2 separate regions of the Homo sapiens genome follow, and region 2 is linked to region 1. A link is an interaction called in ENCODE POLR2A ChIA-PET data of the cell type or tissue named here. Cell type or tissue: PC-3. All regions are shown on one strand. Each heading gives the region's core, and the rest is flanking DNA. Links, peaks and the distances in the headings are about the cores only.

The links. Peaks named below come from ENCODE experiments on the same cell type or tissue, not always from the same donor. Only the 100,000 strongest peaks of a DNase experiment are listed, where the experiment ranks them.
Region 2: POLR2A ChIA-PET joins it to region 1 with 10 read pairs; 2 of 35 experiments call an interaction of 5 or more read pairs at or near these places.

The regions. Positions count from the first base shown.
Region 1 is chr13:26,884,769-26,890,144 of GRCh38, reverse strand. No RefSeq gene overlaps it. Among named protein-coding and RNA genes, the nearest start is that of GPR12, 130 kb to the right of the region's middle. In PC-3, for the core only: no CTCF peak of the experiment used is centred there; no DNase peak of the experiment used is centred there; H3K27me3 peaks cover 1,507 bases.
Region 2 is chr13:27,040,697-27,046,072 of GRCh38, reverse strand. It overlaps LOC105370124 (a long non-coding RNA gene), which reads left to right. Exons shown (of 2, transcript XR_941767.3): 2 at 1-327. Among named protein-coding and RNA genes, the nearest start is that of USP12-AS1, 82 kb to the left of the region's middle. In PC-3, for the core only: no CTCF peak of the experiment used is centred there; a DNase peak (open chromatin) is centred at 2,842; H3K27ac peaks cover 3,068 bases.

The DNA of each region.
Region 1 (5,376 bases), core at 140-5,139:
GAGGAGGGGAGAGATTCCTACTGTATATGGTTGTTGTGAGAGTAAAATGAGATAGAGAAATAAGATGTCTGTCAATTGCAGATCATTAAGAAAAGCCCAGCTTCCTTCCCTGTCCCCCTTCCTCATCCACAAAAGCCATTGGCCATCATCAGCCCAGCAGCTCCTTCCCTCACTACTCACTTCAGGGTCAAAAGAAAGGCTTTGCTATAAATTAAATGGAAATGCCCTCAATGTTCCATCTACAGAGTCTTTGCTGAAGGAAAGGTTGTTAAAATTTAGAACCTTTCATTTTCTTCTTAATGATCTAGCTGGGTCTGGAGGAGTGATAAATATAGCCTTTCTCACACCTTTGAGTCAATGAGCCACAAGATGAATTTTAAAAGCTTACTCTAATTAAGCATTTGCACAAGCTGTACTCAAAATTCATTCAAGTCTTTCCCTTTCTAATAAGCTACAACTTTCTCTTCTGCAGGGCAGAAGGCTCCAGGGGCCCCATGGTTCCATACGGAAGCAGAAGCCGGTCTCTGCCCCACTCAGGACTCTACGTTCATTCCCTGTCCCACACCAGGGAATCAGTCTGACCAGCCTGACAAGCTCAGCCACCTAACCCTGTTCCCTCCCTGCCAGGGCACCCTCTGCACCCAAAAGACAGCTCAGAAAGGCAGGCCAGAACTGCAAAATCACTTCTGTTTGTTTCTGACAGGAATGGAAGCCCATTTCTTTTTTGGGGGGCAGAGTACAGAGTCTTGCTATGTCACCCAGGCTGAAGTGCAGTGGTGCAATCTCAGCTCACTGCAACCTCCGCCTCCCAGATTCAAGCAATTCCCCTGCCTCAGTCTCCCAAGTAGCTGGGATTACAGGTGCATGCCAACACACCACTCTAATTTTTGTATTTTTAGTGGAGACAGTTTCACCATGTTGGCCAGGTTGGTCTCAAACTCCTGACCTCGTGATCCACACCACACCTGGCCTTTTTTTTTGAGATGGAGTCTCACTCTATCACCCAGGCTAGAGTGCAATGGTGTGATCTCAGCTCCCTGCAACCTCTGTCTTCCCAGGTTCAAGGAATTCTCCTGCCTCAGCCTCCAGAGTAGCGTGGACTACAGGTGTGTGCCACCATGCCCGGCTAATTTTTGTGGCCAGGCTGGTCTCGAACTCCTGACCTCAAGTGATCTGCCCACCTTGGCCTCTCAAAGTGCTGGGATTACAGGTGTGAGCCACTGCGCCCGGGTGCGGAAACCATTTCGCTTCAACTTCTGACAAAGGCTGGAAGGAGGTGGGAGTAGGGGTGATGGGGCTTTTTCTATTTTCAACTCAAGTACAGGTTGGAGTCTCCAAAATGACACATGCAGATTCAGTCAAAAAAGCGTTCCTGGAAACAGCAGCCACAATCCCTGCCAGCTCACTTTCAGTTCTTCACAATGAATACTCAGTTCAGTCTCTTTCCACCCCTCTCCCCAGCCCTTTCCCCCTTTCTCACTCTCAGCTGATGGTCTCACCTCCTGCTTCATGGAGTTAACAGCTGGGAACACTCAAGCTTTCCTCCCCAGATCCAGGAATATAACCCAGCCCCACACCCCCAGGCTTTCCTCCTTTCTCCTGGAGAAATGATGTGGATTTTCTCCCATCAAGCCTGGTTTTCCTACCTGATTCCTAATCATTTCACTTTCCCAGGGACCCAGAGTCCTGATTGCTTCTGTTAAAAGAAAAGCTTTAGACAAATTAAATGTAACAGAGTTTAATTGGACAAAGGACCATTCATGAATTGGGCATCCTCTAGAACCAGAAGAGGTTGAGAGAGACTGCAGGGCAGCCACATGGCTGGATAACATTTATGGGTAGGAAAAGGAGTGTATAGAAATAGGAACTGAGGTACAGAAACAGCTGGATTGGTCACAGCTGGGTGTTTGCCTTATTTGAACAGCTTTAAACAGTTGGTCACCTGTGCTTGGACCAAGCTCATCTGCTGTGATTGATTGAGACTTGGCTACTTGTTACAAGAGTAGGATGCAGGCTGTTTACTCATCCAGTGAGGTTACCGTTCATCATGTACTAGAAGCCTTTAGGTTGCTTGGCCTAAAGCTATGTATGGAGGCAGCTTAGAGTGAAACTGAATGCTACCCTCTTCATCCTCCCATAGCTTTCCCTCCTGTTGCATTTAGGCATGACCCAGTGTTGAGCATCTAGAGTCCCTCAAGTCCTGTTCCAGCCACCAGCCTACTGCTTTGCCTTTTGCCTTTTTATGCAAGCTAGAATGAGGTGTTCATAGACACAAGGCCAGGATTTGCTGGCTGAGGCATGCTGCTCAGGAGTTAGTGCTCTCCAATGGCCATTGGACAGGTTTCCAAAGGCGGCCTTACAGACGCCTTGAATAATGAGGTCAAGTTTCATAGTTTGGCTAAGATATTCACTTACAGGCACTTAAAACTGAATCAGCTAATCTTTGCACTACCTGAGTAATGAGGTCAAGTTTCATAGTTTGGCTAAATTATTGGCTTACAGGCACTTAAAACTGAATCAGTAAATCTTCGCACTACCTCATGTAATATTGCATTTATGCCGTATTTGTTTATTTATTTTCTGTCTTTCCCACTAGATGACACGAGCTCCACAAAGACTGAGATTTTGTGTGTCATCTTCACTGTATCTCCATGCTTGGATCAGTGTGTGGCCCCTCTGTGTACCCAATCAACACTTGTTTTTAAAATAACTGGATTAGAAATGAACACCAAAATTGCCAGTACTATCAAGAACACATACACTAAAACCCAGCTCATCACAAAATATTAAAAATTGGCAAAATGAGGTGAAAGGTATCCAGGTGTCTATCCAGCTATTCTTTCCGTTTTTCTGTAGGCTTGCAATTGAAAAGCCAGCAGTTAAGAAAGAAAAGCACTCCACCTAAAATAGTGGTTTTTAGTTCCAGAGCTGTTTTTCATGATTGAAATTAATATCCCAGTAAGAGAATATTGAAACCTTCTGAATTCTTCCAAAAGTCACCATCATCTTTGTATTCATCATCAAGGAACTAAAACTGAGCAAGAAAATTAATTTCTCACATCTTTTTTGTTCTACTGCAGAAAGTTGACATTTTGTCTTCACAAAGTTAGGGAGCACATTGCCACTGTCCTTGGAACTACACACCAAGCAAAATTTCTCCTGCCTGGCACCCTTGGTGGGTGGACAGAGACCACAGAGGCTGAAATTCCCGCCCCCAGAGGTCTTAGGAGAATCTCTACGAGGCGTAGCCTGTCTGAGTCCGACATCCTAGGTTTCATATCTGTCCAGATTCCTGTAGAATCACTATCCTCCTTGGGTTTAGACACAACAAGGGTTGGTCTTGATTTCTTTTAGTTAATTTGGGGAAATTTATTAAGTCCATATCACATACTCTCCTTTGAGACTGGGTGTCCCTCTGTCGTCCAGGCTGGAGTGTAGTGGTGCAATCAGAGCTCACTGCAACTCTGCCTCCTGGACTCAAGCAATCCACCTGCCTCAGCCTCCCAAAGTGCTGGGATTACAAGTGTGAGCCACGGTGCCTGGCCATATCAGATACTCTTTTCATTAGCAGGGATGAGCTCAGAACAAGGCCAGACCTGTGTCTATCACAGCCTGTGGATCAGTATTCCAGAAGACTCAAGACACATTCTGATGCAGGATCCACATTTCCTCTTCCTTTCTTGAATGTGGTTTTATAAAAAGGTGGAATTCAAATAGGGTCCATTAATCAATGGCAATGCACATCAAGTGAGTTTAGCTAATAAAACTCACAAAATCTTATGAACTCTCATGAATGACCCACTGATTGAAGTATCTCTTTCATGTCACCTAATCCTATTCAAGGCCTAGGAATAAAACAAATAGTTTTTAATCCATGACCTTTCTCCAATGCATGAGCTAAGGCTCATCTCCACATCTTCTTGGTTTAGTGGTTCTCATAGACCCTTGAGATCTTATATGGTTTGGCTGGGTCCCCACCCAAATCTCATCTTGAATTCCCATGTGTTGTGGGAGGGACCCAGAGGGAGGTAATTGAATCCTGGGGGCAGTTCTTTCCCATGCTGTTCTCATGATAGTGAATAAGTCTCATGAGATCTGATGGTATTGTAAGGGGGAGTTTCCCCATCCAATCTCTCTCTTTGTCTGCTGCCATCCATGTAAGACGTGACTTGCTCCTCCTTGCCTTCTGTCATGATTGTGAGGCTTCCCCAGCCATGTGAAACTGTAAGTCCAAGTAAACCTGTTTCTTTTGTAAATTGCCCAGTCTTGGGTATGTCTTTATCAGCTGTGTGAAAATGGACTAATTCAATATCCCAACACTCCTCCACCTAGGAATCTAGGGTTGCTCCATGTAAATTTTGTCCAGCACAACAAAGGCTTCTAGAAGAATCAGGGGCAGATTGGGTAGCATCTAGCCATGCAGCCCAGAGGCAGGCTTGGTGCAGAATGGCAGAGGCAGAAATTCATGATAAGCTTTCTAAGGAGGGTGGGGAGAAAAGCCAGGAGCAAAGATATGACCAAGCATTGGGTCCAGTGCCCACTCATGGGCATCTAAGGTTCTCCCATCATCTCAGGACATGTAAGCTCCAACACTATTGCCAACAGTATTGAGTACTTTGGCCTGGACTCATGGTCTTCCACACAGCTCCCAATCTTCCCCTTCATCATCTGGCGCATTTGCTGTGGTCTAGCCCATGCATTCCCTGTCCTGACATGCTTTGCTCTGCACTTCTCTTTTCCTTCCTCCTGCTACTTTCCCCTCTTCTATCAAGGCTTCCATGGGTCAGTGTCCATCCCTCCTCCCACTGATGGGCATGAAGCTCAACTCTGGAAGTCTTCTTCCACCAGTCCCACCTCACTGTTGAGACATTTATCCTACCTTCCCTTAGTAATTACAGGTTTGGGGCAGCTATATTATTTTTCACCTACTGCTCTTCCTCTTGAATTTTTCATTAGATTGCACCCATTTTATGTTCTTAATTTGGTGGTGATGGTTGTGAGGCTGAAGAGGGAGAATGGCCTTTTAATCACATTTGAAGAGTAAAAGCACTCATTAGACATTTATTTGGAAATACCAAGTACCAGCAATTTGGCTAACTGGGATAAAGAGGGATGGGATCAAATTGAAGAGAAACAACTCTATCCAAATTTATTTCCTACCATCGTGACTATTCAATAATTGTGATTTGGAGACAGCCTTTAAAGTGGGCCTTCCAACATGAGGCATTTTGGAAGCTTGAGACTCAAGAGTGCCATTATTTTCCCACTCATTCATTCAAAACATACCTATTGAGAGTCAGGCACTTTTCTAGTTGGGGGGACAGGTGGTGATTAAAACTTGACTTTGGCCTTCAAAAGAGCTCACAGTATAAAGAA
Region 2 (5,376 bases), core at 171-5,170, 160 kb before region 1:
CGATAATAAATGATTGGACCTCTTAAGCACAGGCAGGTGTCCACACGCTGATAGCCTCTGGAGGAGCAGGCTTCCCAATCCGGATTTCCTACGGATGAAAGTTTAGGAAGATGTAGTACTGATCCCAACATCTCACTCATAGTTTCTGCAATTATTAAAGGCTAAAAGACAACACACATAATGGAAAAGCTTAGACTTTTGGAATCGGAGGCTGGATTTAGATACTAGTTTCTCTGCTTAATCAGCTGTGCAAATTTTGTTTCAAGTTACTTAATCTTTCTGAGCCTGTTTTCTTAAAATAAAACATTTTGAAATGGGGTAACAATAGCCACTGTACAGAGTTGTTTTTATGTCTTCACATACTGAATGTGAAAGTATATAACAGTGCTTAGCACATATTAGGCCCTCAGTATATGGTAACTAATAATGTTACAAGTGCTTATTAGCCTAATACAAAACCGAAGACTGTTCACATAGGTTCCAGCATCTGAGGGCTCCATCAGTTAGGTACACTAAGCCCATGGTTCTCGACTTTTGCTGCTCACTAGAATCTTCTGGGAAGCTTTTAAGAAAAGCTGTTGTTCCGGCTCACTTCTTAAAGACTCTGATTTTAACTGGGCTGGGGTGAGGCTGGGTGTCCACATCCTCTTACGCACGGATGTTGTGCACAGCCAGGGCTGAGCAGCACTGCCGCGGATCCTCAGCTGGGACTAGCTGGCCAGCCTTCATGAAGTCTCGCAGAGGTATTTACCCTGGGGGTGGGGGTTACAAAGGTCTGGGGTCTGGCTTTTGCACTGCCCAGTCCAGAAAGCATCTCATCAGAGCCCTCGAGGTAATTCATGCTGAGAGTGAGTGTCATCTTGGTAATTTATCATGAAAAATATAGCTGTCCCACAGACTAAGTATTTGCATTGGCCTGAACAGCATATTCTCTCTTAAAGCAGACTCCAAAGGAAGATGATCACAATGACAGAGCAGAGGAAGTGGTTGTATGGTTTGCATGTTATCTGGCATCTGGTTTGACGGCCCATAAAGGGGGTGTGCCTTCAGGCAGGCTGGGTGCTCCTTTGCTCCCATGGGGGTCCTTTCTCACCCATGAACGGAGTCCACATGGGCAGATCCGGGTTTTGCTGCTAGGGCAACCCTTTCCATGTGCTCCGGGTCTCCCTGTCCGTCCCCCTTTCTGCCCACCACGGTCACGTTATGTCATGTCAGGAGCTTCATTCAAGTCAGCCACAACTCTCAGGCCTGGAAAACCTTTTCCCCCTTAGAGTGATTGACGCTTTCCAGTGATCCCTTCACTCTTGGTTTTGTGGTTCTGCTATCATCAGGCCATTTAGAAATGGATCCCATACTGTGAGTCCAAACAATAGGCCCCGCCCAAATCTGCATCTTACAAAACAACTTGCTAGTGTGCCAGAAAGCGGGGTGCTGTGAGCCTTAGCTGGGCTTGGATGAAAGGCAGGTGTCACAAGTTTTCATGTGCATGCCCAAGAGGAAGGGACTTGGCCTTGACCGTCACCTGTTTCGTTCCAGGGGGCATTGTGGCCTTGAAGGCTGTAACTAAAATGTCTGCAGGATCATGAACATTTGGCTTTGCCTTTAGCACCTGCGACCTGATCCCGCCCTTGCCTGTCTGACCAGGGTGCAGCAGGGAGGAGTTGCCGGGCTTCTGGAGCCCGTGCATCTGGGAGGGACGGAGGGAGGATGATGATGACAATGACAATGCCCTGTGGCAAATGTGTGTGTGAAGGTCAGGACCCCAGCAGTGAAGACCTTAGAAGAGGGTGTCCTTGAGAGACAGGAGGGAGCGTTGTTGAGATCCACAGGTGGGCCAATGTTTTCCATGGGGGTCTGATGGACAAATGAACAGAAGAACCCATGATGGTGACACCTGGGCTGGATAAAGTTACTAAGTCAGGAAAACAAGAATTAAAAGTGAGGACTCACTCTGGGTTCAGAAGCCTGTTTGTAAAAATACCTGGAGGTATTAATTTGTGCAGGATTGAAAGGACCACAGAGAAATTGAGAATGACATTACAGTCATTCTTACTCAAGAATGAAAACCAGGCCAGGCGTGGTGGCTCACACCTGTAATCCCAGCACTTTGGGAGGCCAAGGTGGGCGGATCACCTGAGGTCAGCAGTTCCAGCCCAGCCTCTGCAACATGGCGAAACCCCATCTCTACTAAAAATACAAAAATTACCCGGGTGTGGTGGTGCATGCCTGTAATCTCAGCTACTTGGGAGGCTGAGGCAGGAAAACTGCCTGAACCCAGGAGGCGGAGGTTGCAGTGAGCCGAGATCATGCCACTGCACTCCAGCCTGGGGGACAGAAAAAAAAAAAAATGAAAACCAAGTTCAGCTTACTAATGATACAGGCCAATTCTATGTCTAGAAACCCGACATTCACTGTGGCTCTTATATTTACTTCAGTTCCTTCCTTCCTTATATTTACTTCAGTTCCTTCCTTATATTTACTTCAGTTCCTTCCTTCCTTATATTTACTCAGTTCCTTCCTTATATTTACTTCAGTTCCTTCCCTCCTTATATTTACTTCAGTTCCTTCCCTCCTTATATTTACTTCAGTTCCTTCCTTCCTTATATTTACTTCAGTTCCTTCCTTCCTTATATTTACTTCAGTTCCTTCTCATGCAGGAATTTTCCTTGGCTGGGAAAGGCTGAGGGAAATTTCTTGTTTGGATCCTTGTCGCATTTCGCGCTCTAATTTTGCTTTTCCTATTCTTTTCTGTGGGTGGCATGCCAGTCCGCATCAGAATGAGCATGTGCCTGTATCCAGGATTTGCATACTACAGAACCAGCTCTGTCATCCAACCTCTTCTAAGCTGACTCATGGAGCAAATGTGCCAGCAGATCCCCATGGCCCGGTGACCACAGGCAGTTTTCCTGCTCAGCTGCACGCTTTTGAGTTGAGTGGTGTTTGTCCCTACATCAGCTTATGCCTGTAATACATGTTATTGTGATTCAGTCATTTAATTACAGATTATGTAAGCAAATTATGTAAACCAATATAATGAGCACAAAAAGAAAGTTGTTTCTTGAAAACTAAGTTGAATGATTTAGAAAGACTCACTAAGGGCAAATTGACTTAAACATTTGCTTTCAATTAAGTGTACGGAAGATTAGGGGAATATAATGAAAATAAGGAAGGCCTCTGTGCTGAAATTGCTTTTCATGAGTCTTTAAGATCTTATGATGCTTCTTTAAAGAAATTAACATTTGGGCTGGGCACGGTGGCTCACGCCTGTAATCCCAGCACTTTGGGAGACTAAGGCAGACGGATCACAAGATCAGGAGTTCGAAACCAGCCTGGCCAATATGGTGAAACCCCATCTCTACTAAAAATACAAAAATTAGCCGGGTGTGGTGGCGCGTACCTGTGATCCCAACTACTCGGGAGGCTGAGGCAGAAGAATCGCTTGAACCCGGGAGGCAGAGGTTGTAGTGGGCCGAGATTGTGCCACTGCACTCCAGCCTGGGCAACAGAGCGAGACTCCATCTCAAAAAAAAAAAAAAAAAAAAAAAGAAAAGAAAAAGAAAAAAGAAATTAGCATTTGGCAGTGGTTCATGCCGTCATGCCTGTAATCCCAGCACTTTGCCAGGCTGAGGTGTGCGGATCACCTAAGGTCAGGAGTTTGAGACATGGTGAAACCCCGTCTTTACCAAAAATACAAAAATTAGCCAGGTGTAGTGGTGCGTGCCTGTAGTACCAGCTACTCAGGAGGCTGAGGCAGGAGAATCACTTGAACCCAGGAGGTGGAGGTTGCAGTGAGCCGAGATCGTGCCACTGCACTCCAGCCTGGGCGACAGAGTGAGACTCCATCTCAAAAAAAAAAAAAAGAAAAGAAAAGAAAAGAAAAGAAATTTACATTTGGCAGTGGTTCATGCCTGTAATCCCAGCACTTTGGGAGACTGAGGTGTGTGGATCACCTAAGGTCAGGAGTTCGAGACATGGTGAAACCCCGTCTCTACTAAAAACACAAAAATTAGCCAGGTGTAGTGGTGCGTGCCTGCAGTCCCAGCTACTCGGGAGGCTGAGGCAGGAGAATCGCTTGAACCCAGGAGGTGGAAGTTGCAGTGAGCCAAGATCATGCCACTGAGCTCCAGCCTGGTCGACAGAGTGAGACTCCATCTCAAAAAAAAAAAAAAAAAAAAAAAAGACATTAACATTTGAAATTGTGGCGAATGCTTTCTAGGTGGAATTTATGCAAAAAAGGGGGCAAGCTCCCTAGTGGAGGCACCACACTCAAAGAAAGGCTTTGGCCCCACTCAAAATACTGGCAAGTGAATTTCCATATGTGTGTTTTAAGTTAAAATAAAATGTTTAAACTATTTATATAATTTTTTTATCATTGATTCATTCATCCGATGCCTATTTTATTGGGTGTCTGCTATGTGTTGGTATTCTACGTTCTGGGAATGCAGAAATGAATGAAACCAACAAGGCCCCTGCCCTCTTAGGATTTCCATTCTAGGGAAGGAGCCCGCAGCAGACAAATATGTACTCTGTCATATGTGATACATTGCATCATGCACGTGGATGCCCTGTGCAGGTAGGTGGAGAGACAGTGATGGGTGAAGAGGCTGATGTGGTGAGCATCTCTCTAAAGAGGAAGCATTGGAGCAGAGATGGAAATCAAGTGAGGGCTGGGGAGCTAGGCCGAGATATGGGGCAGAAGGACCTCTGAGGGGAAGCCCCGAGTTGGGCCTGGGCTGATGCATTTCAGGAAGAGCCAGGGGGCAGCCTGCCTGGAGGGGCCGATGGGAGGTCAAGAGCAGGGTTGAGAGCAGGGAGACTGCAGGGCAGATGGCTCAGGCCTTGGGGATCCTGGCGAGGACTTTGGCTGTCATCCTGAAAGCCATGGAGAGCCCTGGGGTGTTCTGCGGAGGAGACTGGCCAGGTCAGGTCTGTTTTATTTTCAAAGGTCACCCAGGATGCTGTATGGAGAACTGACTGGAGCGGGGCAAGAGTGGAAGCAAAAAGTCACAAAGGGAACAGAGAAGGACCAGTGTAGGGTCCAGGACTTCCTGGAAAGGACAGTGGGAGACTGTCCAGGTGCGGAGTGTGGGTGGGAGCATCCAACCCCAAAAGGTGCCCTGGAGGCAGAAGCTTCCAAGGACCATGCAGACAGAAGGAGGCTGCAGGGCTGGAGGAGGCGGGAAGGAAAGGAGGTGAGACCCACAGTCCTCGCCCTTTGCAGTAGCTGGAATGGAAAGGCAGGAGGGACGAAATGGGGCGCAGGGAGGATGTTATCAGGGAGGAGGGAGGCCCTAGTTGTGACTGGGGAGAGGGACCCGCCTCCCCGCTGTTGGGCCCAGCTAGCTGCACCCCGCTGGACACAGGCCTGGCCACCTC